Regions from separate parts of the Mus musculus genome. Here region 2 is linked to region 1. Evidence: chromatin loops called from intact Hi-C (ENCODE). Cell type or tissue: heart. All regions are shown on one strand. Each heading gives the region's core, and the rest is flanking DNA. Links, peaks and the distances in the headings are about the cores only. Region 1 has its middle 48 kb from the start of 1700019F05Rik. Region 2 holds the start of 1700019F05Rik (RIKEN cDNA 1700019F05 gene).

What was found. Peaks named below come from ENCODE experiments on the same cell type or tissue, not always from the same donor. Only the 100,000 strongest peaks of a DNase experiment are listed, where the experiment ranks them.
Region 2: it touches region 1 in a loop (2.4-fold over the local background); 2 of 42 quality-filtered maps call a loop at or near these places.

Annotation. Positions count from the first base shown.
Region 1 is chr5:73,856,681-73,872,945 of GRCm38, reverse strand. No RefSeq gene overlaps it. Among named protein-coding and RNA genes, the nearest start is that of 1700019F05Rik, 48 kb to the left of the region's middle. In heart, for the core only: a CTCF peak has its summit at 8,386 (motif pointing left); no DNase peak of the experiment used is centred there.
Region 2 is chr5:73,909,613-73,925,877 of GRCm38, reverse strand. 1700019F05Rik (RIKEN cDNA 1700019F05 gene) reads right to left here and starts at 12,989. Exons shown (of 2, transcript NR_166206.1): 1 at 12,901-12,989; 2 at 5,461-5,899. In heart, for the core only: no CTCF peak of the experiment used is centred there; a DNase peak (open chromatin) is centred at 5,747.

The DNA of each region.
Region 1 (16,265 bases), core at 7,209-9,708:
TGCTGTGGATTACAATCCGGTGTCGAGTTCTAAGAAGGAGTTGGAGTCTGGTTCCAGCAGAGAGGCAGGAGAAGCCAGAATGCATCTTCAGACCAAGTATGGGCCAGTGCCCAACGCAGCACCATGAGTGCCAGAGGGAAGGTTTCATGTCTCCTTAGGCTTCCAGGATGTCATGACTAATGGGTTGCCAAGGAAAGAAATGCTCTCTAGAATAAGAAGAGGTGCTGTCATCTGTGATCTAGAGAAATATATTCATGCTATGGTTTTCTTGACACGTCCCACATGTTTTTTGGACATGTTAAACATAGGGAGAAAGGAAAGACATCTAACTATTAATGAGGTGGGCAACCCAAGGCATTTAACTTGAACAGAGAGGTAGAAAGCAAGTAGACAATGGACAGATCATGTGGAAAATGAGAACTCTGACTCAATCAGCAGTGTCCAGCCATGGGGATCCAGTTCATCATCTATAATGGCCATCTTAGGAAGCCAGTCAGTTATGCCAGACTTGTAGGAAGCAGGATGCCACTTCTAACAGCAATCCAGGAAGCTAAACTAGTTCACCCAATGAGAACAGTCTTAACTGGCTTAGACTTGATGAGTAAGGGACACCTTCCATAATGCTGTTGCTTCCAACTTAGGGCAACCAGAGAAAGCCCAAGGTACATACCAACCAATTACAAGAAGGGGTGCTCGACTTAGCTGCTCACCTACAGCTTGGTTTGGACCAATGCACTCAGGCAGGACACACCTGAAGCCTCCTGCCTTCTGCTATGGGGCTTTTCTCCACATCTGCCTGCCTCTGCTGAAAACCAGCAATAGTGGCAACTTCCCCATTGTGGCAACCTTAGAATCTGTTGATTTTCATTTGACAGGTCTTCATTTTCGTGTGTATATGGTAAGTAATGTAATGTAACCTTGAACTCCAAGCTACTAAAACACGGTAGGATACACGTGGAAAGGGGTGTGTGTGTGTGTGTGTATGTGTGTGTGTGTGTGTGTGTGTGTGTGTGTGTGTTTGTATATGTGAGATATTCCTACCTTGCTTGCCTGTGCACTGAGGTTTTTTTTTTTTTAAACCTGGAAGGATTCTATTCTCTTCTTCCCTCTCTATAATAATCCCTTCCAGGTTCCTGCTTCTGAAGAGTCTTCCCTGCCTCACAGATGCAAAATCCCAGGGAATCCCATCATTGTTCCTGTTGGGATGCCCATAGCAGCAATATCCATAGGAAATAAAAGAGCATTTTTTTTTTGAGCAATGTCAATATTCCTTGCATATGCCATCTCACCAAGTCTTCCCTCTGCTTTGAGGTAGGACTTCCTCTGTCTGTGGCACAGATGGTGAAAACAAGAGATTTGTGCAGATAGAGTTCAAGATGTGTCTTTCCTTCCTGGTTAGGTGTTTGAGCCCCACGGATATATTGTTTTTTATACCTTTTAGTTTTTGTGCAGAGCAGTTGCTGGATTAATAGAAGAGAGTTCATAAAGGCTTGGTGAGTGAATAACTAGCAATTGGGTTTCCATGAGGTAGGAAAACTGAATTCATTTATAAGCTTATCCTGGCCTAGGGACTAATTCTACAGTGTAGACCAGATGCCTCTTATAGATATTAGGGTTAGAAGGCAAACATTTTCTCCCACCCAAAGTCAATTTCTCTGGACAGGAAATCAATCACCATAGAGCCCCAGGTGGAAGTTTTGGCTGTTTATAGCGCTGGCTGCGTAGGTCTGAGGTTTTGATGCAGATGAGTCATGTAGAAAGATTTATCGGTCAGCAGCCATGGTCTCCTGCCTCAAGAGAGAAGCATGTCCGGGGGTAATCTACAACTCATGCCTAAGTAACGGGAGAAGAAAACATTTGGTAAGTGGTGTGTATGATGGAGGTGCCATCTCATTCAGCTTAGGGGAGTTCTACATCTATGGTGCTTTGGGCTTACTCAATTATTTTAAACACTTTTTTTTTAAATGGACAGTTGTCATAGCAACATCAAGAGCAAATATTTTGAAGGGGGAAAAAAATCTTTCCCCTTTGCTCATCATCTGCCCATGCTTTTTCATCCATCCATAAACATCTTATATACAACCATAGCGAAGCATTTACCTTGTAGTGTGTCTTTCCATGCCACCTCGGAAGCATTTTTTTTTTTAATGTAAAAGCTTTCTATTTAAAATGCTCAAAATGCCCACACAACATTCTACGCCATGTGAACCAATTCCCCCATGATTGTGCAGTCATTGCGTTCTTGTGTTTTTATTGTATTTAGGTCACATTGCAGAAAGCCACTTCTCCCATATGGAGAATCTGGATTATTCTGGTCACTTCCTCAGAGACAGTCACAGGTGTGGAATCCAGCATTTATCTGTAGTGCCCGCTACATTAGTGGCAGACTGCCTGGCAGAAGCTTACTTGCTATTTCTTAGAGTCAGATGGGGGCCTAGGGGAGCTCACCTTCTTACAGAGCCTGTACCAACTGCTAGTAGGGTGGGGGACTAGAGAGTTCATGATGCAGTCAGGACCTTCTTGAGCAGAATGGAAAGGCGTTCACTGAGGTGGCCTGACGGACTGCTCATGTGGAGAAAATGCACTGCAAGATTGCCTTGATTGGAGCTTTTTGTAACAAAATGACTTTCTCTGATTAGGGGGATTCTCACAGTGGTACCAGGGACTTCCTCTTCTCCTTTGTGAGTTCTGCATCACATACACATCTGAAGTGACTATAACGCCAGAGTCAGGCTTCTAACAGACATGTTGGAGTTTCTACTTGCAACCAAGAGCCATCTTTCAAAGGTCCTTCCCTGGGAACTTCTTAGATAATTCCTAAAACATGATAGCATTCTTAGGGAATTCCATTCACCGTCCATCTTTAAATGTGTGTGTGTGTGTGTGTGTGTGTGTGTGTGTGTGTGTGTGTGTGTGTGTGATTCTCCAGCCACATAGAACACACAGTTTTTCCTTAAAAATACTAAATAGGCTAGACCCTCAGAGTCAATGATTCATGAGCTATGCATATGCTTAAAATTAACATTTCTGCACTGTCTGCAGTGACCCCTCTGGTTGCCTCTGTTCTCTGTGTAGGTTTTCATGTAGATAAAAACAAAAACAAATGAACAAACAAAAAAACCCCAAAGACCAAAAACGAACAAATGAACAAACAAAAATTAGTTGCAATGAAAATAGGAATTTTTTGGGCACTGATATGTGATTTGAAGCTTTCAATGGACAAATACTTAATATTTTGTCTGTTAACTTAAAATTTATCCCCTCAAAAATCTTGACTGCAAGCATTGGCTGGATGATCAATCTATAATCTGCTTGCTTGATACTGTAGCTATTTCCAGGTGAGTATCAGATGTTCTATAGACATCCCTCTGTCATGATCTCCCACTTTACTCTATATGCCCAGATAGTAAATTTAGGGTCATTTTAACATGAGCATAGTTGTAGACAATGCATAAATAAGTGAGTATGATTGTGTCCCAATAAGACATCACTTGCAAAAAAGGAGGTGTGGCTAGACTTGACTCATTATTTTCTAGCCTCAATGTGGAAGACACAACCAACATGTAAGATCACAGCTCTGACATGGTAGTTCTATGGAAGCTCATGGCTAGAAAAGAAGCCAGAGATTCTATTTCTACAGACACCCAGTAAAACTTTTCAGAGTTAGTAACTGAATGAATATAACATTTGGAGCAAGAAGGTCTTTTCTCCAGAGAGATTCAGTTCACTCAGATGACTTTAGTCAGACATCTACTGAGCATCTCTGAGTGAAGTAAAGACAATGGGATGTACACACTCACGCAGCTAATGATGAGTGAGTGTGTACAGTTAGGGAAGCAGAGAGTCAGAGTCAGTATCAGCAGAATCCAAAAGGGGGCTGACACAAGAGGGCTTCATGGTCAATAGAGGCATTCTCTGGTAGGATGCAGGTGTGGTAGTCATTGCTAGCAATTCCTCTAGGTTCTGCCCAACAGCTTCTTAGCAACATCTTGCATGCAATGCCCTCCTGCTTGCCCCAGACCCACCATGCCAACCAGACAAAATGTGTGTCTAACCAATCGTCTCTTTGCTAATACATAGCCACTGCATTCTGTGTGAATGGATGCTGTTGCCTTCAGATGTTTTTTTTTTTCTTTTAATATATATAAGCTTAAAGTTATTTCCTAGTGCTCTACTGCTATTTTATGCTGTTTTATCTTATTTCTAGATCTAAAAATGTTTCACTGCTCATCCTTTCCAGACTCAGGCATGTTTTTAAAGTTCACAGTTGAACTAGTAATTAAAAGTCTATGCTCAGGTAATTTTTAATCACATGACATTCCATTCTGGGATGTAACCAACACATGGCTCATTGCCATCTTTGCTAAGGGCTGAAAAAAGTAGAGCTATAGTTTCAGCGCCATCTTGGTTAAGGGCAGTCAAGTGGACAGACCACCATCTTGCTTGGTGCTTTCAACAGGGCAATAACATGTGACCTGAGCACACCAAAAAAGCAGGTCCCTAAAGATGCTTTTCAGTAGAGATTAGATGAAAATGTTTTCTCTCCTGTCTTTGTAAATTGTTAAAATATTCTATATTTTCATTCCTTGAAAACTGGTTTATTTTAATATTATTTTAGAGGTTTACAACATTAAAAAGTTCAAAGATCACTACCTTAAAGATATGTTTAGTCTTGTTTTTGCTAATATTATCAAGTTATAATATAGCCTTATATTTGTATAAGCTATAGATTTTTATAATGATGTACCATATAAAATTCAAAGGCTTCCCATCTCTTAATGAACTATGCTTATAGATTTAAACCTTTTGCTTTGACACTAAAAGAGCTTCAATTCAGAATCATGGGATATAAAAAAACTTGGGTGATAACAGAAAAATGATTTAACATCCAAAATGCTACAGATTTCTTCTCCTCCTTCTACTGCTGTTATATTAGGACTTTGAAAGTTCAGAATTCTAATCGATCCATACTTATCTCCTTGTACTAAGGTCAAATCTAAGTGGATCAAGGAACTTCACATAAAACCAGAGACACTGAAACTTATAGAGGAGAAAGTGGGGAAAAGCCTTGAAGATATGGGCACAGGGGAAAAATTCCTGAACAGAACAGCAATGGCTTGTGCTGTAAGATCGAGAATTGACAAATGGGACCTAATGAAACTCCAAAGTTTCTGCAAGGCAAAAGACACCGTCAATAAGACAAAAAGACCACCAACAGATTGGGAAAGGATCTTTACCTATCCTAAATCAGATAGGGGACTAATATCCAACATATATAAAGAACTCAAGAAGGTGGACTTCAGAAAATCAAATAACCCCATTAAAAAATGGGGCTCAGAACTGAACAAAGAATTCTCACCTGAGGAATACCGAATGGCAGAGAAGCACTTGAAAAAATGTTCAACATCCTTAATCATCAGGGAAATGCAAATCAAAACAACCCTGAGATTCCACCTCACACCAGTCAGAATGGCTAAGATCAAAAATTCAGGTGACAGCAGATGCTGGCGTGGATGTGGAGAAAGAGGAACACTCCTCCATTGTTGGTGGGAATGCAGGCTTGTACAACCACTCTGGAAATCAGTCTGGCGGTTCCTCAGAAAACTGGACATAGTACTACCGGAGGATCCAGCAATACCTCTCCTGGGCATATATCCAGAAGATGCCCCAACAGGTAAGAAGGACACATGCTCCACTATGTTCATAGCAGCCTTATTTATAATAGCCAGAAGCTGGAAAGAACCTAGATGCCCCTCAACAGAGGAATGGATACAGAAAATGTGGTACATCTACACAATGGAGTACTACTCAGCTATTAAAAAGAATGAATTTATGAAATTCCTAGCCAAATGGATGGACCTGGAGGGCATCATCCTGAGTGAGGTAACACATTCACAAAGAAACTCACACAATATGTATTCACTGATAAGTGGATATTAGCCCCAAACCTAGGATACCCAAGATATAAGATATAATTTGCTAAACACATGAAACTCAAGAAGAATGAAGACTGAAGTGTGGACACTATGCCCCTCCTTAGATTTGGGAACAAAACACCCATGGAAGGAGTTACAGAGACAAAGTTTGGAGCTGAGATGAAAGGATGGACCATGTAGAGACTGCCATATCCAGGGATCCACCCCATAATCAGCATCCAAACGCTGACACCATTGCATACACTAGCAAGATTTTATTGAAAGGACCCAGATGTAGCTGTCTCTTGTGAGACTATGCCGGGGCCTAGCAAACACAGAAGTGGATGCTCACAGTCAGCTAATGGATGGATCATAGGGCTCCCAATGGAGGAGCTAGAGAAAGTAGCCAAGGAGCTAAAGGGATCTGCAACCCTATAGGTGGAACAACATTATGAACTAACCAGTACCCCGGAGCTCTTGACTCTAGCTGCATATATATCAAAAGATGGCCTAGTCGGCCATCACTGGGAAGAGAGGCCCATTGGACTTGCAAACTTTATATGCCCCAGTACAGGGGAACACCAGGGCCAAAAAGGGGGAGTGGGTGGGCAGGGGAGTGGGGGTGGGTGGATATGGGGGACTTTTGGTATAGCATTGGAAATGTAAATGAGTTAAATACCTAATAAAAAATGGAAAAAAAAATAAAAAAAAAAGAAAGTTCAGAATTCTAACATTAGTCAATGGAGTTCTGATAAATTATTAACCTAACTCTGATAAAAAAAATTCCACTATATGATCTACTTTTATAATCACAAGTTCAAGATTTTAAGTTTCCTTTGGTTGTCTTCTAAATATAGGCATACAAATGTCTCATGCCTAATCTATACCGTCAACTATCATAGCCACAAACTCAAGAGTTTAAAATAGACTTAGAGATATTTCCCATTATGCCAAATGTATATACATTCAGTTTTCTAGATAGAGGGGAAAGCCCCTCATTTTCCTTCTGCTCCCCCAAAGGTTTTTGTCTTCCCTTAGCTCATCTTAAAGAATGTCCATGCTGCTAACAAATTTATTTCCTTTGTAAACTTAAAAAGATTCTTATAAGCTCCAGGAAACCCAGTGGGATCTTCCTCTTCCTGGGTCAATGAACTCCATCTGGAGAAGTACCACTGTCAATCACTATCCTAAGTTCCCCCTGTTGCCTACTCCAGAGGGTGGGACTCCTTCCCCATTCTCTGGTTTTTGGACTCCCCTCCCTAAGCACCAAGACCATGAACCTAAAGGTTTCAAATGTACACCCAAGAAAAAGGTCCCCCTCGCCAACCTAGTTAACTTTATTTTCTGCCTCTAATATGTATTGTGTTTTTGCATCCTGAGGCGTTTACTCAAAATCTGTATCCAGGACCCCTCCAGAGAAACAACCCACAGATGTCCTGCTCTACCCTCAGTGAAACTTCTACTGCACTTTCCTAGGCACAAATGGTCCCACAGACCCCGGACAGCAATGAAAGAAACAGCTCTCCGAGGGCTTGACCAACATCCTCATCCCAATTTTCTTAGCTTGCCAGAAGAATTATCACCCCGAAGTCAGCAGGAAGTAGTTTAAAGAACTCGACGACCTCTCTCCCGGCCCACCATCACTCCTGTTTTAATTAAAACAAAAATGGAGGGAAGTTGGTTTTCTCTAGACTCTGCCCAACAGCTACCTAGCAACAAATTGCATAGCCACCTGGCAGGTGCGAGCCAACCTGGTGAGTATAAAAAGGACTTCTCTGCTTCTCTGTCTCTGTCTCTCCTCCTTCCCCCTTTTCTCTCCATTCCCCTCCCTCTTCCTCCCCCATGTGCCAGCCAGCCTCTTCCTCTCTTCTTCTTTCTCTTTTCTCTTTCTGTTCTTCTCCGCCCCCCACCCTGCCTTGCCTCTACCCCTTTCCAGGTCCCCGCTCTGCTCCCCGACTCCTTTCCCCAAATAAACGTCTTTTTATATTAGGCCTGCCATCTGGCTGAGATGATTCCTCAGGGGGGAATGCCCCAGCACGGACCCACCACATTCTACCGTCACCGTTTCATAAAACACATCGGTCATGACAGGAGCAGTGTGAAACCCAGCCCAACTTTGTCCCCTCTAGCGGCCTAAGGTGTCTTTTTCTGACATTTCTACTCAGAGAAACCAGGATTCTTGATTTACACAGCAAAAAGGCATTCCAGGATACATCTCTATGAGACAATCGGAGTTTATTAATACAAAAGAAGCAGAGAGAGAGAGAGAGAGAGAGAGAGAGAGAGAGAGAGAGAGAGAGAGAGAGAGACTGACTAGGAATTAGACTCACAAGGCAGACAGGAAGGGACCTTGGCTAGGTACTAAAGATGGTGAACTTCCAAGATGGCTCCTTCCTTACCTTCCTGGCCTCTGCTAAAAGCCAGCCAGCTTAAAACTAAGGCTTGCAGACTGCTGTCTCTCAGCAGCGCCCTCTGCTGATGGACTGGCTCAACAAATCCAAGGTCTGATGAGGACAAGTTACATACACAACTGTCTGGACTAACCAATCCTCCTAGCTCTTTTTCAAACCAACGAACCCTAAGTTAAGGAAGACTTCCCGAGTCCTCCCTCTGTTTTGCAGAAGGTCGTGTGTCCTCTGCTCCGCACCCCCTCCCCTCCCGTGGGCCTACTGCAACCCATGTTTCCTCATCCCCAGTAAACGCCTTTCTTCAGCTGCTAATTCTGCCTGTTCCTGTTTTCTGTGTTTGAGATTTCTCCACTGCTACCTGTCACTCTTGAGATTTCGCCTTCCTTATTTAACTGGCAGAGAAAATGAACCTCATCAAGACCCCAGAAGTGTAGTTCATATCCTAAAGTGGCTTTGATTTTCTCGGTAGAAAGGGGCATTTAAGTGTTTTAAGTGTGTGCGTGTGCGCATGCTTTTGAAATTACATTGTCTGAACGATATAAAAATTCAGTAAAAGTGTTTTCTGTATTTTTTTTTCCTTAGCTAAGGAACTTTCCTTTAGTAAATGGACTCCTAAATGTCTTCTGTGGGGCACTGTACAGGATTATAGGCTAAGATTAAAGCATAGGTCAAAAGGCCAAAAGAATCCTTTTTAGAAAGAAATCAAGCTGTGTGTGTTGACTATAAATAGGGTTTGCAGTGTTGTCTGCTGAATCTTGACTCCTACCCAGCAGGTGTGAAGAGTTCTCTCTCTTCCTATGTCCTGTGATTGCACCAACTCTCTGTCCTACTTCAGTCTGACCCTCAAACTGTCAGTTAAACGTTCAGTTTGGCCTGGCAGCCAAGGATGTAGGGACCAGAGTGAAAGACGGAGAGAGAAGCCATCTTTAGAAGCACCAATCACTTGTTTAGCTGTGAGCACCTGCATTCAATAGTGGTAGCTCCAAACCCTCTCACAAAGGGGGCTTTCCTGCTGCTAATCGAGTGGCGAAGGCTGGTTTTGGAATTTTGAGCAGTCTTATTTCTTCTCAAGCCTCTTTGATGGAGTCCTATGTTCTAAGCGACCTTTTTACAACGCATCAAAGTTCATCTGCTACCACTTTGATCTTTTTCTCTAAAACAAGCTTCTGTTATTGTAAGTTTTATTTTGCCTTGTCTATGCCTTCTTCATAAAATTTCCTTTAAGATATAAAGCGCCCATTAAATGCTGTGCAGTTCCCACCTGCCTTCACCATGGGAGGGGTGTTTAGTAGAAGCCTTAGTTGAAGGTCACTGCACTGTGAGAGAAATAGATTATGGATTCACAGTTGGCTTGGCTTTCTTTCTGTATAGGTGGCAGAAATAAATGTGTGGCTGTGGGTATAAGGAAAATGGTATGTGCCACCTATATACATGCACAAAGCGATGTGCCACCCACACATATGCAGAATGATGTTTCTTCCACCATTAGAGTCAGAGAAGTAGATAAAACAAAAGTGCCCATGGTTGACGTCATCAGAATCCTAAAGCGAGATCCAGAAGGGGGCAGGTGAGTGGGGTGTGTGTTGAAAGATGTCTTGTAGAAATGACTGAAAAGAGGGAAAATTTGATAAATGATCCACAGTCTAAAGATGCAAGGGACTAGGTAAAACTCAGACCAGGGCATGGAGGCTCAAACTTGTGAAAATTAGAGACAAAGCAAAAACACTTGGAAGTAGTGAGAACAGCAGAGCCTCCACCAAAGCGGACAACAAATTCGGAAAGTGGATGCCTGTCAGGAAGCTGTGAAGTCAAAGCCTTCCAGACTGCCAGAGGGAAGAACCAGCCCAGACTCCTGCCCTTAGCAACAGGACTCTTCAGGAGTAAGGACGAAAATCAAGACACTCTGAGACGAAGACAACTAAGATGAGTTGCCGTTAGATGTTGACCTGCCCTATAGGAAGGGCGAACTAAAGTCCTCTAACCCCACATAAGACAGTAAACGGAAGAACCTCGTGGAATTCTGATGTCGTTAACCACGGGCACTTTTGTTTTATCTACTTCTCTGACTCTATTGGTGGAAGAAACATCACTCTGCATATGTGTGGGTGGCACATCGCTTTGCGCATGTATATAGGCCTTTGGACATGTATATAGGCCGTGTCTCTTCTAGCATTTGCCCAAAAGTTCTGGCTCACAGTTCCTAAAACCCTTGCAATTTCCTAAGCTGATTTAGAATAATGTTATTATCTTTGGCTAAAATATTTAGCCTTTCTTGTCTTTGCTTCCTGGCATGGTTGATGAGAAATAATTACCACTGTTGCTCAGAGGTGACTCCTTGCCAGCATATCTGAGCTGTGTTTACCTGGCTGGGCTTTTGGAAATGGGATCCGGTTATTAGTGGAATACTCCATGAGATCATGGACCTGGGACTTTTAGACTCTTTCCCAAGCACATCAACAATGAGAACGATGCCTACATCACCAAGACTCCATAAAGCCTCAAGAGGATGGTCTCAGAGCATCCATTTGGTGAGCAAGGATACATCCGTGTACTGAGAAGATGCAGCACCCTGGAGAGATGCAGTACACATGTCTACTCACCCCAGATGGGGAACGCACAATAAACCACAGCACGGATACCACCAAAGTCCAACTTAGTGAACCAATGTGTTTTATTGGAGTTACTCACAGGAGCATGATATATGAAATGTCTCTTTTGCTTGAGTTTCTAAAATATATTTGATGGTAGAAACAAAAATTATAACATGTGGGTATGAATATGTGTAGAAGAAATGTTAGGGTAGCTACATATTATAAATGGAAGAATAAAATAGACATAAAGAGAATCAAGTTTCTGTCCTTTATTCAAATCGATAAAGCAATAGCACCAGTAGGTTACTGTGGTGGTTTGAATATGCTTGGCCCACAGGAAGTGGCACTATTAGGAGGTGTGGCGTTACTGGAGGAGGTTTAGCCTTGTTAGAGGAAGTGTATCACTGTGGGGGTAGGCTTTGAGGTCCTATGCTCAAGCTCCTTCCAGTGTGGAAGAAAGCTTCCTCCTGGCTGCCTGCAGAAGCCAGTCTCCTGCTGCTGCTTTTGGATCAAGATATAGAACTCTTGGTTCCTCTAGCACCATGTCTGCTGGCACACTTCCATGCTTGCTGCCATAATGAAAATGGACAGAACCTCTGAAACTGTAAGCCAGCCCCAATTAAGTGTTTTCCTTCATAAGAGTTGCCTTGTTAATGATCTTTCTTCACAGCAATAAAATCCTAAGACAGTTAAGACATGCACATATATAAAATGATATCTAGAAATAACCATTATAAAAAGCTCTATTAAGTTACAACTCAAAATACTTCATATAAACCAAACTGAATTGAAAGAAAATGTACTAGGTCACAAAATGACATATTGATACAATGGCAAACTTGCATCAATTATAAATGTTCCTGTTAAAAGAGATATAAGCAGAGACTGAAGATATAACTCACTTAATTGTTGTGAAATTATCTAGAGCTCACTTTAAATGTAATGATACAGTTCAGAGGGAAGCAGAGGATGGAGAAAGTTCATAGACTTTAATCAGAGGAAAGCACAAGTAGACAGGTTAGTATGTCACAAAGTAAGTGTAAGAGAAAGGACAAGGAATACAGTATAAAGATGAAAGGGACTAGCCCCCAGAGCAGATGACCAAAATGTAATTCAAGAAAGCTATACAATTTGTGAAGCAAAAAAACCTCAGATGAAATAGGAAATAGACAAATCCTTTATTATACTTGGTAACTTCAACATCCTCTCAAAATAATGTATTTAATAGTTAGACTAAAAATCACTATGGGTATAGAATAACCCAATGGTAACATCAATCAACAAGATAAAATATTCCACCTATCAATAGCAGAAAGCCACACCTGACCTGGGACATGAAATAAACCTGGAACATTTTAAAGAGAACTGAAAAAAAGAACATATTGAATATGTCGTTTTGAGCACAGGAGACTCAAATAAAAGTCAACAACAGAAATATAACAGGCCTGTCTCAAAATACGTGGGAATGGTATACTTCTAAATTATTTACAGGTCAAAGAGAAATTCTGAAGAGAAACAAAACATGTTGAGCTGAACGGAAAATAAATTATCCCTACATTTGTATGGATGGCATCATGTGGCAGTCCTAAGTAGAAATTTGCTTACAGTAAAAATGAGCGGTAGAAAAGGAGAAAAGTCCTGAAGAAGTAATACAGCTCTCACCTTAGAAAATCAGAGTTCAGTAAACTCAAGGCAAATAGAAAGATGTAGTAGAAATAAGAGCCCAAGGCAATAAAAATGAAGATAGGCAATGCAATGCATAAAGCCAGTCAGAGGAAGTTCTGGATCGTGTTTGAAAAAGATCAGTCAAATCAAGAACCCTCAGCAAGAATGACAAACAGACAAAGAGAAACAAAACGTCAGGAATGAGATAGAGCATGCCACTCTAGACGCCACGCATGTCACAAAGACAATAAAGGAACACTCCATATATAAATTTGATGTTTATTGATTGTGGAGAGCCGTGCTGCGAGCAATCGCCATTATAAGATGGCGCTGGCCTCCGCTGTGCCTAACTAGTAAACAAGCCTTGTACGCAGGTGCGAGAGTGAACTCACTCCTAGTCACTCCCATTCTCGGGGTGTAATAGTGGGGTGATGGGCGAGCAACGAATCAGGAGCTGTCACGCCATATCAGGTGCTGAAACGTCACGCTGCGGGCTATAAAAGCGGCGCCATTTTCCCAGTTCGGGGTCTTCCTGAGAAGTAAGCAATAAAGCTTTTGCCACGGAAGATTCCGGTTTGTTGTGTCTTTCTTGCCGGTCGAGTGGGACGCAATAATTGATAACACATTTGACATTCCATGGACAGAGGCTAATATATTTAGATAAAATGAACCAGTTCTTAAGAAACAAACAAACAAAACGATCTCCACAAACTACCACAGTTCCACAACAAACAGGTAACTTGAGCAGCCTCCTCACTTGTGCCCATGAGAGCAAAGTCAACTCTACTGTGCTGCACAGGTGAGGTGCAGGGACCTCACCTGGTGATGGGTGGGGCCAGCTCTCCTGCTCTCATGCCTTCAGGGCCAGCTGTCCCACTGTTAGTCTTCTGTCTAAACTCCACCCCACAGTTACCTGGCAACAGCCAAGTATGCTCCTCCCCACAGTTACTTGCCAACAGACAGGTAGGCCTGACCCACTATAAAAGTGGCTGCTTGCCCCCTCCTCCCTCTCTTATTCTCTTGCTTTCTTGCTCCTCTCTTGCTCTTTTGGGTTCTTCCCTTTTCCTTCCCTTCCCGATTCCCTTCCTCTTCTCCACCTGTTCACGGCTGGCCTCTATTTCTCTATTTCTCTATTTCTCTGTTCTCTCTCTATGCCTTTCTCTGCCTCTACTACCCTCTTCACTGCCCTCCCCATGCCTTGAATAAACTCTATTCTATACTATACCATAACTGGTCCCTCAGGGGGAAGGGATGCCTTGCCCTTGACATGGACCCCCTGAGACATCCCCTTCCCCCATACTTCACCATACCCCCAGAGAACATATCTCCTTTCTCTTTATCTTTTTATGAACACATCACTCACAATGCCCAGGTGAGGGACGGGGCCAGCTCTGCATGTCAGACATCAACATGGCCCCAGCAGACAGCTCAGACCAAGGATGTCTGCCTGGCCTTTGGTGGTAACAGACTCCCCTCTGCTGCAGGGCCATGGACCCAGACATGGCCCTTGGCAGCAGCACAGGCTAGGACTTCCTTGTGGCCTTAGATGGCTACTCATATCAGGCTGCTCCTCACTACCCTTGAATCACCAGTTCTGCCTCTCTTCATTGTGTGTGCATCCTTCAGCCTCTCTTTCTCTTCCATCTCTCCACCACTTACTTTTTCATCTTAGTGGCACCCAGGGCCTGTGGGGATCTGGGGTTATTTCAGAAGTACTATTTCCTGCCTGTGCTATGTGGCACCGGGCTGGGGGTCATGCCAGGCTTGTTCTGCCTGCTGCCCAGGCAGCATGGCACCAGGTGGGGGTGATCTCAGGCTTGTTCTACCCACCTGGGCCACATGGTGCCTGGCCTAGATTGTTTCAGGTAGACCACAGCAATTCTTTCTTTATTATTATTAGATATTTTCTTCATTTACATTTCAAATATTATCCCCTTTCCTAGTTTCCTCTCTGAAAATCCCCTATCCCCTCCCCCCTCCCCCTGCTCACCAACCCACCCACTCCTGCTTCCTGGCCCTGGCATTTCCCTATAATGGGGCATAGAACCTTCACAAGACCAAGGGCCTCTCCTCCCATTGATGATGGACTAGGCCATCCTCTGCTACATATGTAGCTAAAGCCATGAGTTCCACCATGTGTTTTTTTTTTTTTTTGATTGATGGTTTAGTCCCAGGGAGCTCTGGGGGTACTGGTTAGTTCATATTGCTGTTCCTCTTATGGGGTTGCAAACCCCTTTTCTCTGGCTCCTTCATTGGGGACCCTGTGCTACGTCCAATGGATGACTGTGAGCATCCACTTCTGTATTTGCCAGGCACTGTGGGAGCCTCTCAGGAGACAGCTATATTAGGCTCCTGTCAGCAAAATCTTGTTGGAATCTGCAATAATGTCTGGGTTTAGTGGTTGTTTATGGGATGGATCCCCAGGTGGGGCAGTCTCTGGATGGTCATTCCTTCAGTCTCTGCTCCAAACTTTGTCTCTGTAACTCCTTCCAGGGGTATTTTGTTCCCCCTTCTAAGAAGGATCAAAGTATCCATACTTTGGTCTTCCTTCTTCTTGAGTTTCATGTGTTTTGCAAATTGCGTCTTGGGAATTCTGAGCTTCTGGGCTAATATCCACTTATCAGTGAGTGTATATCATGTGTGTTCTTTTGTGATTGAGTTACCTCACTCAAGATGATATCCTCTAGATCCATCCATTTGCCTAAGAATTTCATGAATTCATTGTCTTTAGTAGCTGAGTAGTACTCCATTGTGCAAATGTACTACATTTTCTGTATCCATTCCTCTGTCGAGGGACATCTAGGTTCCTTCCAGCTTCTAGCTATTATAAACAAGGCTGCTATGAACATAGTGGAGCATGTGTCCTTATTACAAGTCGGAGCATCTTCTGTGTATATGCCCAGGATTGGTATTGCTGGATCTTCTGGTAGTACTATGTCCAGTTTTCTGAGGACTGCCAGACTGATTTCAAGGATGGTTGTATCAGCTTGCAATCCCACCAGCAATGGAGGAGTGTTCCTCTTTCTCCACATCCTCTCCAGCATCTGCTGTCACCTGAGTTTTTGATCTTAGTCATTCTGACTGGTGTGAGGTGAAATCTCAAGGTTGTTTTGATTTGCATTTCCCTGATGATTAAGGATGTTGAACATTTCTTTTAGGTGCTTCTTAGCCATTCCTCAGTGAGAATTCTTTGTTTAGCTCTGTGACCCATTTTTTAATAGGGTTATTTGATTTTCTGGAGTCCAACTTCTTGAGTTCTTTATATATATTGGATACTAGCCCCCTATTGGATTTAGGATTGGTAAAGATCCTTTCCCAATTTGTTAGTTGCCATTTTGTTTTATGGATCTATTCACATTCTTCTACATGATAACCACCAGTTGTGCCAGCACCATTTGTTGAAAGTGCTGTCTTTTTTTCCACTGGATGGTTTTAGCTCCCTTGTCAAAGATCAAGTGATCATAGGTGTGTGGGTTCATTTCTGGGTCTTCAATTCTATTCCATTGAGCTACCTGTCTGTCACTGTACCAGTATCATGCAGTTTTATCACAAATGCTCTGTAGTACACTTGAGATCAGGGATGGTGATTCCACCAGAGGTTCTTTTATTGTTGAGAATAGGTTTGCTATCCTAGGTTTTTTGTTATTCCAGATGAATTTGCAAATTGCCCTTTCTAGCCCTGTGAA
Region 2 (16,265 bases), core at 4,657-7,156, 55 kb before region 1:
AGTTACATTTATTGTTTTCTTTTGTCTTGTTGTTTGTTTTGTTTTTAAGATTTATTTATTTTGTGTATATGACTGCTTTATCTGCATAGACACCTGCATGCCAGAGAGGGCATCAGATCCCAGTATAGATGTTGTGAGCCACCATGTGAAAACTGGGAACTGATGTTAGGACTTCTGGAAGAGCAGACAGTGCTCTTACCACTGAGCCATCTCCCTAGCCATACTAGCTATATTCTTAAAGTGACTCTCCCTCCCCTATCAGCTATCAGGTGCTAGTAGCTTCTCAGCGAGGGGTGGGGCCTTAGGAACACCTTCCCCCACTGGGATTTTTAACTGGCTTGATCCTATGCAAGTCTTCAACCATCACGGCTATGTGTTCGCACGTGAGCAGCCATGTCATGCTAAGAGGACAGCATTTCACCGCACCCCTCCCATCTTCTGACTCTTACGTTCTTTATCATCTTTGGAGACGTTCTCTGAGCCGTGCGGGGAAAGATAGATGTCCCACCTATGGCTGAGCAGTCTGCCAGCACTTGTTCCCAGCCCTTTGAGCAAGAGTGCGTCTCTGCACCAGCATGGTTCAGAGAGAAGCTTCTCTTTCAAGCTTGGGCCTATGACTTGCATCTAAGGGTATAAACATAAATATTTAGAGGCCATTTTAACAACATGGATGTTCAGAAAAGCAAAAATCAATAGGTTCTTTCCTAGGGGTCAAGACATCCCCAGCCTTGGCTTTTGACCATGTTAACACTATCAGGCACGAAATCACCCCTTGAAACAGGCTTCAAACCAATCAAGACAGCAGCTGGCCAACAATTCTGGAACTATTAGACCAATGGGCATCTTGCCCAGCAGGTGAAGACAATACGCTACTACTACAATGTCTCTAATTAAAAATGTCTTCCTTTTTCCTTCAGGAACCTCCATGGTACCTTTTGGCCCCATGAAAGCCAGGCAGAAAGCAGGTCAGTTTGAGACTGACTTCTCTGTGTTCTCTAAGTCCAGTGTGCAGTGTACTCTGCAATAGGGACCTTGCCATCTAGTTATAGTGAACAACCAAGTGCAGTGACATTAGCCTGCATTGTTTTGGGTGCCTGTGGGAACTCTGTAGCCAATGTCTTGTCAGTGCTCTTCTAGTTTTGATCTCATTGTGGCTCCAAACATAGTCTAGAAAAGGCAAAAAAAAAAAAAAAAAAAAAAAAAAGAGCAAAAGTTCATTACCATTGCTCATTTGGTCACTTACTTAGAATTTATTTATGTACTCTATTTTTTTTTGTGAGGCACTAAATTAAAATGCACAATTGTATAAAATGATACAGGTGTGGCACTCAATATATTTACTAGCACACCTGCACAAACACGCATGCACGAATATGTATGCATACACACACGGGGAGAAAGTTGTGTCATTACCATCTGCTTTAATATATAAACATCTACAGTGTCTCAGAGAATTCCCTCGTGTCCTGTCCTGTCCATACCCAGCCCCTGGCTGAATTAACCACTGTTCGGATGTTTATCTCATTAGCTTTGTCTCCTCACAAACTTCCTTTTAACAGAAGAGCACAACATTTTTCTTTTGCTGTCTGCCTTCTTTTGCTCCAACATGACTTTAATATTCATTCATCTTGATACTTATAGGCATAGTCTTTTCTTGTTCATATCAATCCATCATAAGGAGATATCAGTTCTTCATCCTACAGTTGATAGGCATATGGTTGGTTTTAGTACCCAGTTACAAGTACTACGAAAGCACTGGCTTATGCCTTAGAGTCACTGTAAGTACTTACCTTGTTTTAGACTGCACTCAGGAGTACAGGTGTACATTTCTCTCTTGAATGGTTATTGACAGATAGCATTTTACTGTGATGTCTAGACCCGCAGCAACAATGAAGAAGAGCTGTTCAAGTCCCTGTCAGTTGCTTCATGTCCTTTTCAGAGTTTGGTGTCCCCGTCTTCTTTAGTTTATCCCTTTTGTTGAGAATATTGTTCTAACCTATGATTTTCATTTGTATCACCCTGGGAAGTAGGGATATTAGCCAATGTTTTATATGAAACATCATAGAAAAGTTCCATACATTTTATGTGATGTGCACTTTTGGCCTTTCAAGTTTGGGCTTGGCTGTCTATTTCTTTGAGGGTTGTAAAGCAAGAAAGATGAACATAAAGGTTCTATGGAATTAAAACTGGTCTTTCACCTAGAGGCATTACAGAGGCCTTCCCATAACCAAAGCCACACCGTGATATATTTAAGCAATTTTCTTTCTTCTTTAAGCCTGCAAATAATACTATATTCTTTACATATTCTTTTATGTTCTGTCTTGTATTATGTATTATAGTTTCCCTTATTTTGTGACTTCTGTTTATCATGATAATAAAGAATGAAAGATCTTAATTTTCTTAAGTCCCAATTTATGAAAAAATTTTACAATGTTGTAGTTTGTGGCTTTGTAATATATTGCTGAGGAAACTATTTGCCTACCCACAGGCCAAGAAGATACTCCCATAAGGTTTATTTATTTGGGATCAATTTTAGGGTGCAGTTCTGGGTCCTGCCTCTCCTCTTGGGGTGTCTGGCACAGGGTCAGTTTGGAAAGGGCAGGGTGAAGTCTGGAATGGGCGGGGTCTGCAGTCCATCTCTTCCTTCTGGGGCGTCAGGTATCAATGCATGCTGGGCAGGAATGCTTTCTTCCTCTCAGGTTCAGATACCATTGCATAATGGGCTGAAAGGATGAAGCAAAGGATGGGCAGGATCTGCGTCCCACTGGGAGCAAGTACCTGGGATGGAGGGGAGAGAAAAGGCCTTCTCTGAGAATCTCAGTGTTAGGGCTCTTTTAGGAGAGGGCCTTCTCTGAAAATCTTTAATGAAGCTGCTCTCTGAGATAATCTTACCTGGTTCATATTTCTTTATTGGGGGTGGGTTTGAACACATACGCTTTATTCAGGGTGAATCGAGGGCTGTATAGTTTTGGGAAAGGGCATGAGACCAGGAAGGGAAAAGGTCACTGGCTGAGGCATAAGGTAATTGGGATGCCTCATTTGCATGGGAAGAATTGAGGTGCTGTGCTACTTGACTGACTAACTGACCACCTGGTTGGGGGTCTCCAGGTTACAGGCTCCGAGGCAGGCATGGAAACAGAAAGGGAGCTAGTTCTACTCCTTCAGGTCTCAAGTTTTGAGATTTCCAGGGTTTGAGCATGCTCTACCTTGCCATGTTTCCATGCCATTTCCTTGTGTGGCACAGTCTATGTGTCCTACATCAGGGCCTGCTAATGCTGGGTCAGCCCACTACTGCTTAGCTATTCCAACCACCGGCCCCTCTATGTAATCTATGTATGTAATAGAAAGTTGATCATTTTACTTTTTTATATCTATCTGGAATACATCCTCAATGAACTTTAGAGTGCTATGAAATAACATGGAAATGCAATTGCTACCACACTATTTATAGAAGAGTTTGTCCTTTCTCCCTAGAATGCTGTCTTAGTCATAAATCAAGTCACTGAGTATATTCCTCAACACAGAAACTTCACTGACAGTATATGCCAATGACTGTGGCATTGGGTTGAACATCAAGGATCCCTGGCTTCCAAAGCAGGCCCTAGCAGGCAAGAGCTAGGAGGTGAAGGGGAAAGGTACCAGAGATCTATTGATCTGTTTGCCATGTGTGTCCTGACCTGTGAAGCTTGTATGTGACCTGTATTCTTCCTTTAGTCAGTTTGATCAAATCTACTCTTGCCTGTCAAATTATAGTCAATACTCAGATTCTGGGAAATTGATGAGAAAGGCATGGTGGGAAGAAAGGGAAGGTTAGATGAGGAGATGACAGAAACAGAAAGACTGTAAAGCTCTGAGGGGCTAGACTGATAGTCTCACAGAGGACCCGGTTCAGTCCCCCTGCACCCACTAGGATGCTCACAGCTGCTTTAGTTCAGGGTGCCTGTCTCCTCTTCTGGCTTCTGTGGGACCAGAAGCACCTATGGTACTCAGACTTGGATGGCTTCCTACAGCTCTCTTCCTTGCTTGAGTGTCTCTGTCCCTGGTCATTTTTGCTTGCTTGCAGTCAATATATCTTTCTCAATAGTTTGCTAGGAAAAGAACCCTGGTGTATTAGGAAGAAGAATCGTTTGCTGTAAAGAGACACATTTTGGTGTCTAGTTATAAACTTCAGCAAGGTTGACTAGCAAAATCCAGTATTCTTTTAAAAAACTGTTTCTTTTTAGTTATGAGAATGTGTCTGGATGTGGGTATCTGCATGTAAGTGCAGGGACCAAATGGAAACCAGAAAAGTCTGTTGGATCTTCTAGAGATGGAGTGGTGGACAATTGTGAGCCAACTGAAGTGGGAGCTAGCAACTGAACTTTGAACCTTCGCAGGAGCAGCAAGTACGTTAACTGATGAGCCATTTATTAAGGCCCCAGAGTTCTTGTGCCAACCATTCCTGGTACCATAGTAAAGTGAGACATGAAACTCTAGCTGGCACTCTGTAAACCAGCTTTATAGCTACCCCTAACTCATCTCTTGTTATCATGATGGAATAAAAGCTATCTCAGCACTGTCTGAGCATTATGGGTTATACTTTGTTAAGACGTTTACAAGACCTTTGTAGCAGGTTCTTTCAAAATACTTTTACATTGGAAGACATCTGTATCTTCAGAAGGTTTTTGTGTGTGTGTGTGTGTGTGTGTGTGAGATTTGTGATAGAGAACATAAATAGATGTGAATCTATTACATGGAAACATAAATGCAACATAAGAAATGAAGTGGTGTATTAGACTTGCTAGGCAGTCATAATGAAATACCACACATTGTCTGGTTCATACAACAACAATGTGACTCCCTGTAGTTTTGAATGCAGGGAGATATAAACCAAGATGCTTACTTTCATACTACTCTTTTCCATGATTAGCCTCTGCATAGTCCTAACTCCTCCTGTTCTTTTTCTCCTCCTCCACCTCCTCCCTCTTTTCCTTCTCTTCCTCCTCCTCTTCTTGCCCTGCCCCCATATAAGGACTGAGCCCATGGCCTTGTTCTTCATAAGCAAGCATTCTACTACTGTGCTAAATCCTCATCTCCTTTTCCTTTCCATGAAGACATGGGTTATATTGAATAACATATTTACACTAGCATATTTTTTTCCTGAATTACCTCTTGAAAGCCATATTTCCAAATAAGGCCACATTATGGTATATTGAGGGTTTAGGACTTCAAGATAGAAATGTAAAGAAGACACAACCCGTCTGTCATAAGTGTTGAAATCTGTCCTATCAAGGCATCAAGATGTCTAAACCTTCCATTATTTAGGTGAGTTACAGCAAAGAAGACTTCCTGGATACTAGAGGGACTTGTCCAAGGTCAGCACCTTGCCTGAGCAAGCATTATGAAACATCCCCAGCACTCACAGAAAGCATTTGGGAGTCTGCTATTAGCCTGTAGAATGGACAGAGGCACAGCATAAACCAAGATCATTGTTTTAATCTAGAAACCATTAGATAAGCGGTGTAAATAAATATTCCAGGCAGCGTAGGGCCTTTGGCCTAGTGTTAGTGCAATGGTCACTGTTGATACTTGAGAGGAATATCTCTGGAGAGTGGCCTAGCAGAGTAGAATTAGCATTTCCCGTGAAGAAGGGTCCATGGATTCCAGGGACTTTGCCAGAGTCCAGCTGGATCCCCGACGGGGTCACGGGAGGTCCCTTTCTAGTTCTATCTGCTTCACAGCCCAAGTCAACCTTTGCTTTGCCAATATCTGTTCCAAATGTATGAATGATGACAGGAAACAGTTGGATACAAAGCAGCTAAGGAGTGACCTCTGTTGTCCCAGAAGGTCTCCGAAGACAGACTGTGCTTTCCCAGGCTCAACGTTCTTCACATGCCATGCCAGCTGCCAAGATGGTGCACTGTGGAGTGGGTTATGAAGAACAAGGTTATAGTAATAAACAGAGGTGATTGTGGGACAGAGAGCTCAAGTAAGAGTTAGGGGGGTCAACATATTTATTCCTTTATTTTCTTAGCACTTACTGTAAGGCCAGCTATTATTAATGGATTTAGGGGCTACCATCTTTTCTAAAATACACAAAACCTTCAGTCTCCATGGAAACGTCACTCTATTTGCTAGAGACAGACAACAAATAAAGTCCCGGAGAGGGCGGTAACTTATGATAGACAGTCGTATCAATGATGAAGAAAAATGGAGCAGAGAAAGAAGACGGATCCCAGGAGGTGGATAACTTGATGGTTGTATAGGATGGCGTGGGGACACGTCACTGAGAAAGTCACTGTACTAACATCTTGAAATGAGGAAGAGAGCTACAGAGAAGTTGGGGGAGAGATTTTTAGGGACTGGTATACTTGGTGCAAGTGTCTTGAGGCACAGGTAGGAGAGAGAGGGAGCTAGTAGGGCTGAGGCAGAGAGGGCAGTGAGCAGCAACAGAAGGAGGAGGGGAAGACGGGCAGGGAAGGGCAGGGCAGGATTTGCAGACTGTTGAGAGGAGAGTTTGAGTGAACTGCACAGCTGTTGAAGGTCCTAGCTGAAGAGATCATGAGCCATGAACTTTGAAAACGGCTGGAAGCCCACGGATCGAAGCTTCGGCAGGTCCTGTGTTTGGTGAGGGCCTATTTGCATCATCCTCCCATGGTGGGAAGACAGAAGGTGGTGCCCTTGGGATTCTCTGGTAATGACACTGTTCCATTCCTGAGGACTCTGCCTTCACGTTCTCACCATCTCCTAAGGGTGTCATTTCTAATGTCATGCGGGCTCAGGTCTCAGCATGCGGGCTTTTGGGAGAGAGAGGCATTCAGACCACTGACTTAGAATTTGTAGTTATTCAGATTTGAAGATTTGGTGGGCAGTCTCTTAGAAAATGAATAAGATGAGGTTGTCATTTCAAGAGAAACAGCAGATAGCACTTGCCAAATAATAAAATTTGAGTTTTCAAGTGAAAATTAGAATTTCTAAAACGTTACACTTAATTTGTGCTTGACAGCTCTTTAATAATGGAAGACATTTTAATGCTTTCCTACTGCTATGTGTGTATATTCACATAATTTATTAATATATATGTCTGGCATCTAAAAAACCATTGCACAGATCATTATACTAAGTAGCTATATTATATTTCCACAGGCCTGTCTTATATTGTATACTCAAATACTTTTTTGAAACAACCACATAGGTTTTTATAGTAATTATATCATCTTATATTCCCACAAGCATATTTTATAGTATATATTCATGTACTTCTCTCTATATAAATACATATTTAATGAAATACTATTACATTTAAGAAGGTCTACACAACTCAGTGCATCAATATTTTCCAAATCATCATGCCATTAAAAAGTCATACATACAAAATGATCTGCAACACAGCAACTCAATACACAATGAAGTGAGGGAGATAAACACACCAGTATCAAGAAGGATATTAATTTCATCTCAGATTCAAACTGTAACTTGAACAAACTACCACTTGTCAAGTTCTGATGTGGTATCAGACACATCTACAAAGATCTGAAGACTATTGGGCTGTTCTTCCATTTTCTAACTATGTACTTATCGGAGGGTGGGTTTCATTTATATTCTTAAGCTAAAACAACATAATGCAGCACTTTGAATGCAGGAGATGGAAATGGGAATCCAGCTGTCTTTTATTAAGTGTGACACAAAACAGATGTTCAATAACGTCAAGTAATGGCACTTTTCTCACTAATTTGTTTCAGAAAATATGGTTATTTCTTTAAAGGCCCCTATTATAGTATAATTGAAATACAATAAGCCACATGCTTAAGGTGTACAGTTTGATAAATTTTGACATGGGAATGCATCTGTGAAAGCTTGACTTTAGTGAAGTTCATGAATATGGCCACACTCCCTTCCTTCTACATTTCTATCCTCTCTCCTCTTCCCGCTCCGACTTTTAGGTGTCATGTTCAGATGTAGAATGTCCTCTCAGGCTCAAGGGTTTGCACACTCAGTCCCTAGCTTATTGTGCTATTTGGAGAGGCAGTGAAACCTTTAGGAAGTGGACCACAGGTAGAGGAAGAGAGCCATGAGCAGGGTAGGCATTGGGGATCTAAGACAACCTGCTCTCTTCTTCCTGGTTGACCATGTTCTCTGGGACTAAGCCTGCCTCTTGCCTTCCCCATGTGATGGGCTGTGTTCCTCTGAAGCCTGAGCCAAAGCAAACATCTTCGTCTCTAAGTTACTTCTGACAGATGTCACACGTGGAGGATAGGTATACTACATAATCAGCAGCCTCCCGGTCACTCCATTTCAGTTTGCATTTCCAGAATTTTTATAAATATGTGATCATACACTATGTGTACTTGCTCAGTTTCTTTTTCATAACATAATTATTTTGAGATTCATCCATTCTTTTCCATGTACACAAAGTCTATTTTTATTGCTGAATATTCTACTGTATGGACATAGTTAAATTCTTCAGTCACAGGATAGTAGATGTTTGGACAATTTACATGAAAATCTAATGATTTGCTACTTGTTTTCAGTTTGTTCACTTAGTCTTTGTTTCCTGTGTGTGTGTGTGTGTATATATATATAATTTATTTTTTATTATTTATATGAGTACACTGTCTTCAGACACACACCAGAAGAGGGCATCAGATCCCATTACAGATGTTTGTGAGCCACCATGTGGTTGTTGGGAATTGAACTCAGGACCTCTGGAAGAACAGTCATTGCTCTTAACTGCTGAGCCATCTCTCCAGCCCTGTTTCCTGTTTTCTTATCCACCCCAGAGTAAGATTTATGATCCCATTTTAAAAAAATCTCATTTACATGTTTTTAATTACAATGTAAAAATATTTATTTTGATGTATGTATGCGTGCCATGTGTGTATGCAGGGGTCCTCAAAGGCCAGAAGAAGGCATCAGACATGGGGCTGGAGCTATGCGTGCTTGTGAACTGCCTCACATGAGTGCTGGGAACTGACTCAGGTCCTCTGGAAGACAAATAAGTGCTCTTAATCACTGAGCCATATCTTCATCCTCCTAATCAGAATTTGTGTCTATGTTAATTCAGGAGTTGTTCTAAGCTTTGATCCTTGTCTTAACATTCTACTAATCTTCAGCTTTCTCCCATTCCTTCCTAGCTAATGTACTGTCCCATGCGATTTGACTCTACAATTTATATTAATTGTTTAATATATTGACCATGATTTTATTTTAAATTTTAATTATTTTCTTAAATTTAATGACATATAATGAGGAAAAGAAATCTTATATCAGTCAGTGGCCTGCACCAGTACAATGTATTTGTTGCAACTCGTGAAACAGTCTAACATCCACAGTTTTCTTTAGACTGTCCACCCTTTGTTGTAAGTCCATGTGTCTTGACAAATATCTGGTGAATCATATGAGAATGTAATACAATTGTATCGTGGATGTATAAATCTGTCTTCAGCTCATCCTTCCTTCCCTCTAAGTCCCTGGCAATCACAGATCTTTTCATTGCTTCCATGGATTTTCCCCCCAGAATATTATGATATTCATATATGATGTAACCTTTTGTGATGAGCTTCATTTATTTAGAAATAAGTATATGGCTTTGTCCTTTAATAGCCTGATAACTCATATATTTTATCAATGAAAAATATTCCATAGTGTGGATTATAGTCTGTTTAACAACACAGCTATTGAAAAACCTGGTTTCTTTCTAAATTTTTATGGTTCTAAGTGAGCTGCTACAAAACTTCATGTGATCCTCAATAGTTTAAGAGTGTAATGAGTTGTTGTAGTCAAAATATATTACAATTCCCAGGCTAGGGGTAGTCCTTGTAATGAAAGGAACAAAGAAATTTCTCTTTGTTCCACTTCCTTAGTCAGGTTTCACTGATCAGTGAATATATTGATTAAATAAATGTTAGTTGAATTCTTCTTCTATGTCATATGCTATTCTGGGCCCAGGGGATACTGTTATAATAGATAAATAGAGAGTGGCATTTTTGGGAAAAGAACTGAAGTGAAATTACCCTTCACAAATGAAGAGGTCTTACTAAGGTGGAGGCCATAATCAGGACTTGAGGTAAGAAGGTATTTAGGAGGGATAGAACACCACATATCAGGACAGCATGACAAGGAGTTGGAGGGAAAGAGAGTCTTGCCTTTGAAACCTGTGTAGGAGCTTCACTAAGAAAGTGTTTAGAGGAAATGAGTATGAAAGATAGGCTCTGTCACAGATATACCTGTGCAGTAATGACACATACGTTGTAGGAATAAACAACCACTTTCTTAAAAATTGGATTTAAGGGCCACTTCATGTGATGGGACCCATGCTTTACACTAGATAGATTACCCGAGACTAGATAGATTGCAGGCACAGAACCCTGTGCTAAAGAATCTGCTAAAGTATCATAGCAACAGTGTGACTTCTAATGACATAATGTTAAATCTATAGATCAGTACACCACTCAACTCTCATCGGAGAGGCTTCTTCTTGCAGGAAATAGTACTGAACACCGAGGCTCACAACTGGTCAATGTGCAGAGACTCAGAGACTTTGGAGTACTCAGTACCAAATGGTATGTGTTTATTATATCCCTCCCCTCAAGACCCAGGCAACTATGTGGAAGAAGAGATGGAAAGATTCTAAGAGCCAGAGGTGGAAAGTGACTCCAAGAAAACAGCTTCTTCCAGATACGACAGGACTGATACACATATGAAGTCACAGAGACAGTGGCAGTACACACAGGGACTACACAGTTCAAGCCTCACAGGGCTTCAGCACTGAGAAGAGGAAGTAGACACAGGGTCCTATCTCTAACCGAGAAGCTGTTTGCAGTCGATGCCCACTGGCAAAAGGAAAATCAAATTTCTCCAACAGAATAACACCAGGTATATCAGCCACACTCCAGAGCAGGCTCCAGGCCCATCCATGCTTTTTGGTTTTGTATGTTTGTTTGTTCTAATGCACTTTTGTTTTGATATTTCATTTATCTTTCTCATTTTTGTTAGTTTATTTGTTTTGACTTTTGTTTCATATTTTTATTTGAGAGGGAGAACATGAAGTTGGGTGGGTGGGGAGGTAAGAAAGGTCTGAGGGAGTTGGGGGAAATAGGACCAAAATACAGTGTATGTAAAATATTTAAGTAAAGTTTTTTATATAAAAAACAAAAAAAAAATAAAAGAAAATAAATTCACCTAGAAAGATGGCTGAGACAAACAGACACACAGACACACACACACACACACACACACACACACACACACACACACACACACACAGAGAGAGAGAGAGAGAGAGAGAGAGAGAGAGAGAGAGAGAGAGAGAGAGAGCCTGAGAGGAGCTCCATGGCAGCACTGTGGGGACAAGGTTCCAGAAGAAACCCCAGAGCAAAGGCGATATCTGACTTTCAGAAGTTTTCAGGGACTGGTGGGAAGTTTTATATTATGTGACTTAATCCAACATAGCTTACAAGCCAAGGAGCAAGGTATTGAGTTGAGCCATATGTTTCTCTCACAGTTTGAGGGGGGAGAGCTGGAAGGTCAGATCACATGGTGGCTTCTTAACTCTGCTGGAGAGAGGGAAAGGGAAGAAGAGGGGGCGGGGCATGTGGGGGAGGGGAGCCGATGATGATGATGATGATGATGGGCTTGTGGCTTGAGTTCTCCAAATTGTCAGATCTTGTCTTTTAGAGCGATCAGCATCTTAAACTGACAAATACAATGGGAAACTCAGAAATGGCCTGTGTCTTGAAGGAACTAATACTGAATGAAGAACAATGTTAATTTTTAAAAAGTTATTAAAAATACTAAATTGTCAATTGATCAAGAGAGACACATATGGTTCAAGAAAATGTTTAGTGGAGATGGTGTGGGCAGTGAATAGTCACACTGAATGTTGAGTAATGGTGACGTGTTAACAGGTGTTTGCCACTCCGTTTGACTAGCCCATTATTCTCCCACATAGAAATTCTGATGAATGTCTTTTCTGTTAGGTTATAGCTCCATATAACAGACACAAAGTTAACAATATATGAAATGCATAGATGTCACAGTCAACAATAGATGAGAGATTAGATTTTTCTCTCACATAAAAGTTTGTAATAATATAACAGCTATATTCTGCAAGATTACTGAGAGCCTAGGATCTCTCTTTTTTGCCCTGCCAACCATACGATGATGTCATCATGCACCTGGCCTGAGATGATGCATCTTTTTGTCTGTATTGTAGGGTGCTTGAGCAAGATGTAGGCATGTGTACCTTTTAGTATAAGGGCAGGGTCTAGAATTGCATTTATCTCTTTATTTATTCTAAAGCCTTTGGTCAGAACTTGGCTCTATACACTTACTAGGGTGCATATTCAGAATGGCTTTATGCTAAAAATAACAATGGCACCAGGAGACAAGAGTTTGGGTACGAAGACAGAGAGAGCAGTGAGCCTCCACCACGCCCTTTCTGGGCATGGTTTAGACAGCCATGCTCCCTTGGGCCTGGGGCTGGCCTGCTGTCACTTTGCATCTGTCTCTGGAATGCCCATTGGTCTGGGAAGGAGATCTCGTAATGGTCAGCCAGCACAACTCCAGCTGGCACAGTTCTCTCTCATTTGCGTTACATATGTGGCTTGTCTCTAAGATACTGCTTGAATTCAGCGTCCCTGGCTGTGATGATTAATCTTGTATGTCAACCTCTTGGCCCCTGGGTGTGCAATTACTTGGTCACGCATTATTTTGGATTTGTCTGTAGCATAGTTTGGTTGCAATGACCATTTGGTTTGATAAGATGAATTAAGCAGATTGCTATCCACCACGTGGGTGGTTTTCCTCTAATTCATTAAAGACCTAGAAGAAAAAGGCTGAGCTCCCTCCCCCGCCCCCCGTGCCCCACCTCCACCCCAACACAGTCAAACACACACAGAGAGGGCACTCTTGCCTGGCCACCTTCAGAATTGAATGAAAACTTCATGCTGCTCTTGGGACTTTGGTCTTCGCATTGGAAATGCAGTTAGTTCTCTAAGGTCTACAGCTTGCTGACAACAGATGTTGGAATGTTGAGACTTGTCAGCTTCCAGAACTGCATCAGTCAGTTTGTTAGAATCAACACCTAGGTGAGGGGGAGGGACTCTGTCACTGCATAACCTACTTGAGTGCCTTAGTTAGGGTTTCACTGTTGTGAACAGACACCATGACCAAGACACAAGGCAAGTCTTATAAAGGACAAGGTTTAATTGAGTCTGGATTACAGGTTCAGAGGTTCAGTCTGTTATCATCAAGGCAGGAGCACGGCAGCATTCAGGCAGGCATGGTGCAGGCAGAGCTGAGAGTTCTACATCTTCATCTGAAGGCTGCTAATGAAAGAGTAACTTCTAGGCAGCTAGAATGAGGGTCATAAAGCCCACACCCACAGTGACACACCGACTTCAAAAAGGCCACACCCTCTAATAGTGCCACTCCCTGGGTCCAGCATATACAAACCATCACACTGAGTTACATTTTATTGTTAAAAGCAAACACAGATTAGGAGCTGCTGGCTTTGTCCCTCTATGTAACAGATGGTGGCATTTGGTGCTGGCAGCCATGATATGGCTCCTACAGATTGGAGGGTGACTAATCTAGGATGGGATCTAGATCTTCAGGGCCATGTCCTCCAGGTCATATTGCAGATGAGAAAACAGTGCCTTTGACTCAAAGATGTAGTCACCTGCTTGTCAAGTATACTTGATCTCCATAGAAACCACAATCATCAGTCCCCTCTTCACATAAAGGGCTTTCTGTAGGCTAAGATGTTGGGAAGATGTGGAAGACAAACACTGCTTGCTTTTTTCATGCTGATTGAGAGTACGGAGCACCCTTTAAAGCTTAGCCACTGTGGTGGTTTGAATAGGAACAGCACCCATAGACTTACGTGTTTGCATGATTGGCTATGGGGAGTGGATCTAATGGGAGGTGTGGCCTTGTTGGAAGAAGTGAGTCACTATAAACTGGGCATTGAGGTTTCTTATGCTCAAGCTGCACCCATGCCATACACAGTCATCTCCTGCTGCCTTCTGATTAAGATGTAGAACTATCAGCTCCTCCAGCACCATGTCTGTCTGCACACTGCCAGGCTTCCTGCCATGATGATAATGGACTAAACAACTGAAACTGTAAGCCAGCCCCAATTAAATGTGTTTTCATTTATAAGAGTTTTTGTTGTCATGGTGTCTCTTCACAGAAATGAAACCCTAATTAAGACAGACATTGAATTGACCACTGAATTCCATGAGCAAAAGCCAGTATCAACATGATCAAAGCAGAGCCCTGGGACCAGGAAGTGTTGTGAGCATTCTGCCTCTTAGACTGGGTTCTTGGTTTGAGTTGTCAGGCTCAGAGGTAAGGAAAGCTCTTGCCATGACAGAGTTAACATAAGTATGTCCTGCTCAATGCCTGTGGAGGTAGGTCAGACCTACTCATTTCACTGAGATAATGAGAAGAACTAGGTTCAGTCAACAGTGAGTTGTTGGAATAAATTAACATAAATTCTGTTTTGATGATTGCTGAAAACTGATCACTATATATTTATATTTGTGTGTGTGTGTGTGTGTTGTAGACCAGAAGTCAATGTCAGATTTTTTAAAAGACTTATTTTATCTGTAATGCTATTGTATGTCTGTGTACCATGTGTGTGTGTACAACTTGCAGAAGTCAGAAAAAGGAATTGGATCCCCTGGAATTGGAGTTACAGACAACTATGAGTCTCCACGTAGGTGCTAGGAACTAAACCTGGGTCTTTTGCAAAAGTAACCAGTTCTCTCAACCAGTGAGCCATCTCTCTAGCTCTCTCCAACTTAGTTTTTGAGACAGGGCCTCTCACTGAACCTGGGGCTTTCTGCTTCAATGAGACAGGCTGGCCAGCAAGGTCCCAGGACGCACTCTAGCCTCGGAGTTAAAGATACTTGCTTCCATGCCTGGATTTTTCATGGGTGCTAAAGTTCTGAACTAAGTTCTTTGTGTTTGAATAGCAAACACTATGGATCCATCTCTCTGGCCCCTTATTATCTGATACTATTAAAGATTCGGTATTTTGAAACTGTTTAACATGCATTCAGATATTTAAAGTGGACAATTTATTGTGGTTTTTTTTAGTACATTATAATGTTTAACCATCATCTATAATTCTGTCACCCCCAAATAAACCTTAACTATTAACAGCTCCCATTGTTTCTCTCTTCTTAGATCCTAGAACCCACTAATCTACTAATTTGCCTATTATAGACATTTAATAAAGTCAAAGTCTTGGGGAGTAGAGAGACCCTCAGCAGTGAAGAGATCTGACTGTTCCTTTCCGGTTCTCATCGCCCATTTGGAGAACCACAACTGTTTCTAATTTCAGTCCAAGAAGAACCTATCCTTTTCTGGCATCTATGGGCACTGCATGCATGTGGCACACAGACATACATGTCTGCAAATAACCCACACACAAAATGAAAACGTAAAAAATAAATTATTTTTAAAACAAATTTAAGTCAGGCACAGCATGGGAGGCAGAGGCAGGCAAATCTCTGTGACTTCTAAGCCAGCCTGGTCTACATAGCAAATGCCAAGACAGCCAGGTCTGTGTAGAGAGACACTGTATCAAACAAAACAAGACGAGACAAGACGAGACGAGATGAGACGAGACGAGACGAGACGAGACAAACAAAATAACCCAAACTAAAACAAAACAAAAATCATATATGACATGATCTGTTGCATTTGGGTTCTTCTGCTTTGTCATTGATCAGAACACCATTTCTTCTCATAGCCAAATAATATCCAATTGTATGGAAGCCATATTTATCTATCAATAATTCATCAGTTAATGTACCAATGGCTTGGTTGGTTTCCATTTTGGGATGTTATGTTTTCAGTTCTCATGGGTATATGACCATTGTAAAAATTTCTGGGCCACATAGTAACTCCCTGTTTAGCATTTTAAATGAGATGTTATGCATATTTATGAGGGACAGCATTGTCATTCAACAAATGGATACAATGTGTAATGACTGAAAAAATGATTTTTAATATTCTGTATGTATTAATTAATGCTGGAAATTTAACACATGGATACAATGTGTAATGACTAAAATGATTATTAATATCTGGTATGTATTAATTAATGCTGGAAATTAATATGCCAGCAGTTCTATTCCTTGACCAGCTAGTTCTCCAAATATCCACACAATTTAGGCCTTAGCCAGGCAGACTCTCAACTAGCTCATCTAAGCTGACCAACCTAGCCCCAACCAGACATGTGGCTAGCTGTGCATTCCAGACCTGTAGTCATA